Regions from separate parts of the Homo sapiens genome. Here region 2 is linked to region 1. Evidence: read pairs that join two places in POLR2A ChIA-PET (ENCODE). Cell type or tissue: PC-3. All regions are shown on one strand. Each heading gives the region's core, and the rest is flanking DNA. Links, peaks and the distances in the headings are about the cores only.

Region 1 (4,388 bases), core at 77-4,076:
AATCTGAGAAAAGGCCGATTAATGATCTTTGAGTACGGAACACACTATCATGTAGATAGCTGCAATGTGGCCTTGTTGAGAAGGTTTAAACTGTATCACAAAAGAGTTAGGTTAGGTGAGGCAAAGTTACACAGTAGAATTCCACATTTTATGGAACCTAAGACTCTGCCAACCCAAGGATGCAGTATTTTGTGAACCGTCAAGAAAGAAAAAGTGTATAGTTCAAAACTCGAATACTTGCTTATACTTAGAATATTTAATTTTTACTTATTAAAAGAGCTCTTTTATGGTCAGATGTAGTGGCTCACACCTGTAATCCCAGCAGTTTGGGAGGCCGAGGCAGGCGGATCACTGGAGGTCAGGAGTTTGAGACAAGCCTGGCTAACGTGATGAAACCCCATCTGTACAAAAACTAGCCAGGCATGGTGCTGGGTGCCTGTAATCCCAGCTACTCAGGGGGCTGAGGCAGGAGAATCACTTGAACCCAGGAGGCAGAGGTTGCAGTGAGCTGAGATCATGCTGCCGCACTCCAGCCTGGGTAACAGAGCGAGACACTGTCTCAAAAAAAAAAAAAAAGAAATTTTTAGACTTAGTTTTATTATGTGCTGTGCATACTCATGAAGAAAACTATACATCTATGCATACATATAAATATACATTTTGCATGCATATAAAGGAAATATAATATTTAGAAGAGGAATCGCTTCCTCAAACTTTCTCATATTTGAGTCTGATGCTTCTCTATCACTTTTCAAGTCAGAGTACTTGAGATAGTATTTTTTCATATATTATCGTCTTTGTCTACAGTATCCATGATGTAACATTTCTTAAAAGATTCCTTAAAAGAACTAAAGGCCATTGTTGCTAATAATTGTTGCTAATATCGATTTAAGCCAAGTTCGTTGATTTAAGTCAAATATGTAGAGCAGCACTTCTCATCTCGAGCCTACATCGGAACATCCTGGAGGGCCTGAGACACAGATTGCTGGACCAGTTCCAGAAATTTATTTTCTTTCTTTCTTTCTCTTTCTTTCTTTCTCTTTCTTTCTTTCTTTCTTTCTTTCTTTCTTTCTTTCTTTCTTTCTTTCTCTCTCTCTCTTTCTCTCTCTTTCTTTCTTTCTTTCTCTTTTCTTTCTTTCTCTTTTCTTTTTCTTTCTCTCTTTCTCTTTCTCTTCTCTCTCTCTCTCTCTTTGTCTCTTTCTCTCTGTTTGTCTCTTTCTCTCTCTCTGTCTCTTCCTCTCTCTCTTTGTCTCTTTCTCTCTCTTTCTGTCTCTTTCTCTCTCTTTCTCTGTCTCTTTCTCTGTCTCTCTTTGTCTCTTTCTCAGACAGAGTCTTTCTCTGTTGCCCAGGCTGGAGTGCAGTGGTGCGACCTTGGCTCAGTGCAACCTCTGCCTCCCGGGTTCAAGCAATTCTCCCACCTCAGCCTCCTGAATAGCTGGGATAACAGGCACCCGCCATCATACCTGGCTAATTTTTGTATTTTTGTAGAGGCGAGGTTTCACCATTTTGGCCAGGCTGGTCTCAAACTCCCGACCTCAAGTGATCCGCCCGCCTTGGCCTCACAAACTGCTGGGATTACAGGCGTGAGCCACGGCGCTGGGCCCACTCCCAGAGATTCTGACTCAGTAGGTCTGGCATGGAGCTCGAGAATGTGCATTTATTTCCTGCCAGCTGCCAGGTGATGCTGATGTTGCTGGTCCAGGCACCACTCTCTGAGTAGTACTCATGCAGAGTAGGGTTGGCCCACTCTGCGCCTTCAGGAATGTTTCTGAAGACATCCAATTCCCTGCCTCCTTGCCCGTTCTCTATGACCATCAGTCTTTTATGGGCCAAAAGGGCACTCCTCTTGGATTTCCCTCCAAACCTTCTGGACTATCCTGAGAGTTTTTTGCAGGTGCTTTTGACATTGGCGCGTCGTCAGGCCCTGATGGCTGCATCCCACCTTATACCTGTCTGATGGCCATTGTCCTATTGCTGTAAGATGAATCCAGATTTCCAAGATGCTGAACTGGGGGTGGGAGCAGGGAGGAGAAAGTGCATCTTAAAATTGACAAATGGAGTAGTTAACCTCCTTTACATGCCTTGAGGAAGGGTGTGGCCCAGGCCAGCCCGGAGGCAGAGATGGGAATGGTTTCTCAGTCCATAAGCCTCCTGGGGCTACCCAGACACTAAACAGCACCTGCTCACAGCAGGGACCAGCTCTGCAAGTGCCCCATCTGGTATGGCCTTCTGCCTCATGTGATGATGGTGGGGGACTGAGCCAGATGGTTCACTCTGGTGATTCTAACGTCAACTACTCAGTCTTTTTTTTTTTTTTTTTTTTTTAACAATGCTGCTAGGAAACCTCTAATATCGTTCAGCATGGCACACTAATAAAACGGCAAAAGGTCTTTCTTGCACTCTGTGGCTGAAATAACAAAGAGCAGCTGTAAGTGGTGGGGCAGACGGCTTGAGCCCTGGCAACTGGGGACTGCTTGTCTTCATTAGTGTCACTGGCAGACAGCTTCCCCTTCGACATGGGGTGGGCCTGCAGGTCACCCAGCTGGTTCTCTCCAGAAGCCTGTTGGGTATCAGTGTGGCCTTGTTTTCAGGGTTTTTTTTTTTTTTCTTTTTTTTGGACAGGGCCTCGCTCTGTCACCCAAGCTGGAGTGCAGTGGTGTGACCTCAGCTCACTGCAGCCTCCACCTCCAGGGATCAAGCGATTCTCCTGCCACAGCCTGTTGAGTAGCTGGGACCACACGTGTGTGCCACCACGCCCGGCTAATTTTCTAATTTTATGTAGAGACAGGGTTTCCCTATGTTGCCCAGACTGGTTTCAAACTCCTGGGCTCAAGCGATCCTCCCTCTTTGGCCTCCCAAAGTGCTAGGATTACAGACGTGAGCCACCGTGCCATGCCGAACATAGTTTTCAAGACTTTAACAAACTCCTGGCAAGCACAAGCTCCCTCATGTCTGCTTTTGGCTCTTATTTCCATGAGCATGTCTTCTTTGTCTAAGCCAGTGGTTCTTGACTGGGGGCTGTTTGGCCCCTTAGGAGACATCGGGCAATGTCTGGAGACATTTTTGGCTGTCACAACTGGGAGGAGGTGCAATAACAGGTGCATCTAGTAGGCAGAGGCCAGGGATGCTGCCAAACATCCTACCATGCACAGGACAGCCCCACAGCAAGGAATGTGCCGCGCAGAATGCCAGTGGCGCTCAGGTTGAGAAATCCTGGCAAAGCAACCACTAGAGTCAAAATGTTCTGGACTGCTGCATTCTGTTTCTTGAAATCTGGAGAAGAGAATGAAGAGAGGAAACAAAATCACTCTTTAGCCTTCTTGCAGTGTGGTGTTGTAAATGGTCATAAAAAGCTATAATTCACTTGGCACCAATTTTGGATGGTTTCTTCTGATATTGAAACAGTCAAAATAAAATAGCACATGCACAGACTCATGGATGCTGAAGGAACAAATTTTATCTAATAACCCTATGTTCCTCACACCCGATGGGCACAGGTCCCCAGGAATCAGGTTGAAATGTGGGTTCTCATTCATCAGATCAAGGTGGGGCTTGAGATTTGAGATTCTACATCTTTTTTTTTTTTTTGAGACAGAGTCTCACTCTGCTGCCCAGACTGGAGTGCAGTGGTGCAATTTTGGCTCACTGCAACCTCTGCCCCCTAGGTTTAAGCAATTCTCCTGCCTCAGCCTCCTGAGTAGCTGGGGTTACAGGCTCCTGCCACCACACCTGGTTAATTTTTGTAGTTTTAGTAGAGATGAGGTTTCACCATGTTGGCCAGACCAGTCTCGAACTCCTGATCTCAAGTGATCAACCCACCTCAGCCTCCCAAAGCACTGGGATTATACGCGCAAGCCACTACACCTAGCCGAGATTCTGCATCTTTTTTTTTTTTTTTTTTTTTTTTTTGAGACAGGGTCTTGCTCTGTTGCCCAGGCTAGAGTGCAGTGACGTGATCATAGCTCACTGAAACCTCCGCCTCCCAGGCTCAAGCAATCCTTTTACCTCAGCCTCCGAAAGTGCTGGGATTATAAGCATGAGCCATTACACCCTGCTAGATTTTGCATCTTTAACAGGCTCCTTCGTGGTGCCTACCTTGCAAGCCCAGGGACTACACATTGAGTAGCAAGGTAGTAACCTGAGCTTTGGCTTTCTTTCGTGTGCAATGTGGTGTAGAGTGACCACCTCATTTTTGTTTGCCCAGGACTGTTCCAGTTAACACCAAAAGTCCCACATCCCTGGAAACCCCTCAGTCCTGAGTAAACCAGAACAGATGGTTACCCTATCAAGCCCCACAGTATCCCCAGGGGGCCAGGTAAGATTGGACCTAGTGAGCTTCTTTTCATAAGAAAGGCTCTGAGACCTGGTGCAGTGGAAACTCAAAGATG
Region 2 (4,388 bases), core at 301-4,300, 75 kb after region 1:
GTAGGACATCCAGTTCTCCTTTGGGATTCTGCCCCATCACTCCTTACCTCCTGCCTTCCATCTCCCAGGAATCATGGCCACCATACGCATGGGAGACTGCTGCATCCCTCTGGTGAATTAGGACAGAATACACTTTCAGAACCTGTATTTTCACGAGTGGTGGAATGAAATGTAATACTATTTAGAACAAGGAGGAGCATCTTTCTTTTCCCTTGACCTTGAAGATCTGCCTCCAAGCCTCATGGCTCGTTTGAGCCAAGAAAAGAGGCATGAAGCTAGCAGGTGGGTGGTTTGTCATCTCCATCTTGAGGGAGATGAGTGAAGGGGGAGAAACTCCTCTCTTATAGATCTTTGCGTTTTGTATCAGTGGAGCCAGACTGCCGAGTCTTCTCTTCTCCTTCAAACATAGGAGGGGCTGCTTTCTTAGCAGCTAGATCTGGAACAGATTGGATCAGTGTGAGTGAGTGGTGATGCTGGGGTTGGGGAGGCTTGAGCAGCTGGTGCGATGCCCATCAACAGACCTGAGCTGAGAGAGTGCTGATGGGTTGGTGGCTGAGTGCCACGGGAGGCAGCTTGGGGCAACATGTTCTCACTCTCTTGATGACCAGCTGGTGAAAAGGTTTAATAAGGATGCCCCACATCACTCTGTGTTTTTTTGTTGTTGCTGTTGTTTTTTAAGTCTGCATGGAGTTAACAATTTTGGCAAACTGAAGGTTTCTGGGAGTCTTTCTCATCTGGCTGGTCTGGATCTGCCTTGAAAGGACCAAAGTAATGAGTATACTTGCCATTTCTATTATTCAGAGTAATGGGTTTGTAGAAGAGGAACATTGAACTCAAACAAAAAAGCCTAAGCGTTATTAGACTGGAGCACAGCAGTCTTACATTAGGTGTAGCTGAGATCATTGCCAATGGGAGCTCCAGTCCAGCTGGGCATCTCACTCATGGTAGTTGCTTAGTAAATGTTGGCTGAGCTGAGTTGCACTTGGAAAAAAAAGAAATATAGGAGCTTAGTTTTGGAGCAGGACTGGGCATGGAGGCTTTTTTTTTTTTTTTTTTTTTTTTTTAACTCTGTTTTCATGGCACTGGAGGTAGAATTAGGTGACTGGTCAATAAATTTGAAACCCAGGTATGTCTTGGATGGTTGCCTTGCTGTATGGAACTTATTACTGTCTAGGACTTCACCTGGGGGACCTACAGTCACTGAGAATGGATGCTGGGAGGTCCCTTTGGGTATGACTTCCATGCTGGTTTAACACTGCTGGTACTTAGAGTTTGAGAATGGGCCTGGGCCTTGTCAGGTACTTAGTGACTGTACCCAAGGCTACCCCAGAGAGGCCATTTTAGGATAGACCCCAGAACCTGGATACCCAACATGCTGTCTGTGTAGCAAATGTGGCTCATCAGAATTGGGGGAGCAGGTAGCCTTTTTGAGACTTAAAAACCAGATCTAATACATATACAATATGCCCAGATCTTAAAGTGTCAGCCCAGTGAGTTTGGTCAGTGGTGTGTATCTGTATAACCACCACCCAAAATGAGAGAACATTTCTTTTCTTTTTTTTTTTTTTTTTTCTGAGACAGAGTCTTGCTCTATCACCCAGGCTGGAGTGCAGTGGCGTGATTTTGGCTCACTGCAACCTCCACCTCCCAGGTTCAAGTGATTCTCCTGCCTCAGCCTCCTCCTGAGTAGCTGGGATTACAGGTACCCACCACCATCCCCAGCTAATTTTTGTATTTTTTGTAGAGGTGAGGTTTTACCACATTGGCCAGGCTGGTCTTGAACTCCTGGCCTCAAGTGATCCACCTGCCTCGGCCTCCCAAATTGCTGGAATTACAGGCATGAGCCACCATGTCCAGCTGAGATAGAGAACATTTCTAACATCCCTGAAAGAGCTCCTAGTCCCTAAGTCAGGCTCCCTCCCAGCCACCAACTAATGACTTCTAACCACAGAGTAGTTTTGCATACCCTTGTGCTTAAAAGGAATCGTGTAGTATCCATATAGTTTTTGTTGTTTGTCTTCTTTCACTCCGTGTAATGATTTTGAGATTCATCCAATGTCGGCATGATAGTAGTTTGTTCCCTTTTATTGCTAAGGAGTATTTCATTTCATAAATATACTACAATGTGTTTATTCATTCTCCTGTTGATGGACATTTGGGTTATTTCCAGTTTGGGGCTACTGTGAATAAAGCTGCTGTGAACATTCTTGTGCAAGTCTTTGTGTGGACGTATGTTTTCATTTCTCTTGGGGAACAAGGAGAGGAATGACTGGGTCATATGGTAGATTTTTTTTTTTTCTTATTTAAGCAAAAGTACTTTTTCCTAGTTTGGAGATTGTAAGCCAAGCTCCTGCCCATCATTATCACTGGGTAGGCGTAGCTAAGAAGAGTCAGGTCATTCAAGCCCATCTACGTTAATTAATAACTGTAATTGAAGCTGAATGTAATTGATTATAATTTTGAGCCGTTGGGTTTAATTCTGTAAAATTATTTAAAGCTGGTATATTATGAAGGCTTCTTGATAAAAGCAAATTAAGTACAGATATAGCTCCCATATGGATTTGATTCATACTGAGTCATGATTAATAACTGACATGCCAAATTTAAGGCTGACTCAATGCAAAATTCATGTGGCCGCTCATCATGGGTTTCTGATTGACTGACTTGATATTGAACAGACATGGGCAGCCTCATTCTGGAGGGTTACCTGCAGATTCCTTCCTTCTTCCAAGTTTCTCTGTCTGCTCTCTGGTCTCCTGCCCTGTGTCACATCTGGATTATGTCCAGAGCCCAACAGCTGGATGTTGGTGTCCCATCTCCCCACTTAAATCAATTCTGCTTGCTGATGCCAAGTTACCCTTCCAAAATGCCTCCGTTACCCTGCCGAAGACAGTGGGTACTTAATGCTGACCTGCTCCATGCTGGCTAAGCTGCTGCAGCATCACGTGTGAGGCTTTAAAACACAGTGTCCATACCCCTGCCCTGGCAAATCTGTTTCTGTAGGTTGTGGAGGGGAGCTGACATCTGTAGCTTGAAAACTCCAGGTTGATTTTATAGTACAACCAGAGTTGGAAACAAGCCACCCATTGTGTGAAGTCCAAACCATTCTGCCTGGTTTCATCATTATACCCAAATGTCTGGTTGTAAACTCCTCCCTGCCTTCTTTCGCCTTGTGGACTCCACAACATAAGCCTCTGTGTACTTGCCTCCAGACTCTGCCCACTCTGCGCTTCCCAGCTAGAAAGTTCCTAACCTCATTTCCTTTCCAAATTGTGTCCAGCCTTCCAGAGCCCCTCCCTGTTCTTTGATGTTCTGCTTTTTAAATTTTGAAACAATATTGGTATCCCCTTTCTTGGCATGACTGCAGACTTTCTTAATTTATCCTATCATATGTCTTCTGTAGCCTCTCTTATTATAGTCCAGAGCCAGCTCCTGGAGGCAGCGCCCAGATCCACACTAGCTCTTTCTTCCTCTCTTGCAACCCCCTGGGGTCTGGCAGAGTGTTGGCCGTGTAACAGTCTCTGCTTAGGAATTGCTGATTGACTTTTAACTGTTAATTTTATATCTGATTTGGAGAACAACTTGGAGACAACTCTTGGCTTCTGTACTTTCTGGGTAATTCTTCTTCTTATTATTATTATTCATTTTGAGACGGAGTTTCACTCTTGTTGCCCAGGCTGCAGTGCAATGGCGTGTTCTCGGCTCACTGCAACCTCCGCCTCCCAGGTTCAAGCAATTCTTACTGCCTCAGCCTCCCAAGTAGCTGAGATTACAGGTGCCCGCCAACATGCTCGGCTGATTTTTGTATTTTTAGTAGAGATGGGGTTTCACCACGTTGGCCATGCTGGTCTCGAACTCCTGACCTCAGGCGATCTGCCTGCCTTGGCTTCCCAAAGTACTGGGATTACAGGCGTGAGCTACCATGCCCAGCCTCTTTCTGATTATTGCTTTGACCTACATGGATTGCAAGTTTGTGTGTCCTCCTTAAGTACACAGTAACCTCCTTGAGGTTAGAGTCTATGTTCCTTTGGTTCAATAAACATGAGGGAGGATCTGCTCCATAGTAGGCACTGAGTTGGGTGCTGTTCTTTTGAACTGTGTCTTCCTGTCCTACCTCTGTGTACCTTTTTAGAGGTGTGAAGAGTTGACACATTCAGTGCATTGTAAGTGAGCTATGTGCAATAATTTTCTTTCCCCTATTTGTTACGAGAAAAATTTTGTTTTGTGGCTTGGATTTTGTTTTGGTATTGAAACTGTCACTACTATAATAAAGGAAATGCTCAACTGTACCCATCGTGCCAGAATATTCTGATGTATCCCTTAACTCTTCACAAATTCATTTCTATTGCCAGAGCTGAAATTCCTTCAAAATGAACACTTACACAGAA

Evidence for each region. Peaks named below come from ENCODE experiments on the same cell type or tissue, not always from the same donor. Only the 100,000 strongest peaks of a DNase experiment are listed, where the experiment ranks them.
Region 2: POLR2A ChIA-PET joins it to region 1 with 8 read pairs; 4 of 35 experiments call an interaction of 5 or more read pairs at or near these places.

What each region holds. Positions count from the first base shown.
Region 1 is chr17:73,117,121-73,121,508 of GRCh38, reverse strand. No RefSeq gene overlaps it. Among named protein-coding and RNA genes, the nearest start is that of SLC39A11, 27 kb to the right of the region's middle. In PC-3, for the core only: no CTCF peak of the experiment used is centred there; no DNase peak of the experiment used is centred there.
Region 2 is chr17:73,042,063-73,046,450 of GRCh38, reverse strand. The region is part of intron 3 of SLC39A11 (solute carrier family 39 member 11); the gene reads left to right. Among named protein-coding and RNA genes, the nearest start is that of SLC39A11, 48 kb to the left of the region's middle. In PC-3, for the core only: no CTCF peak of the experiment used is centred there; a DNase peak (open chromatin) is centred at 2,620; H3K27ac peaks cover 899 bases.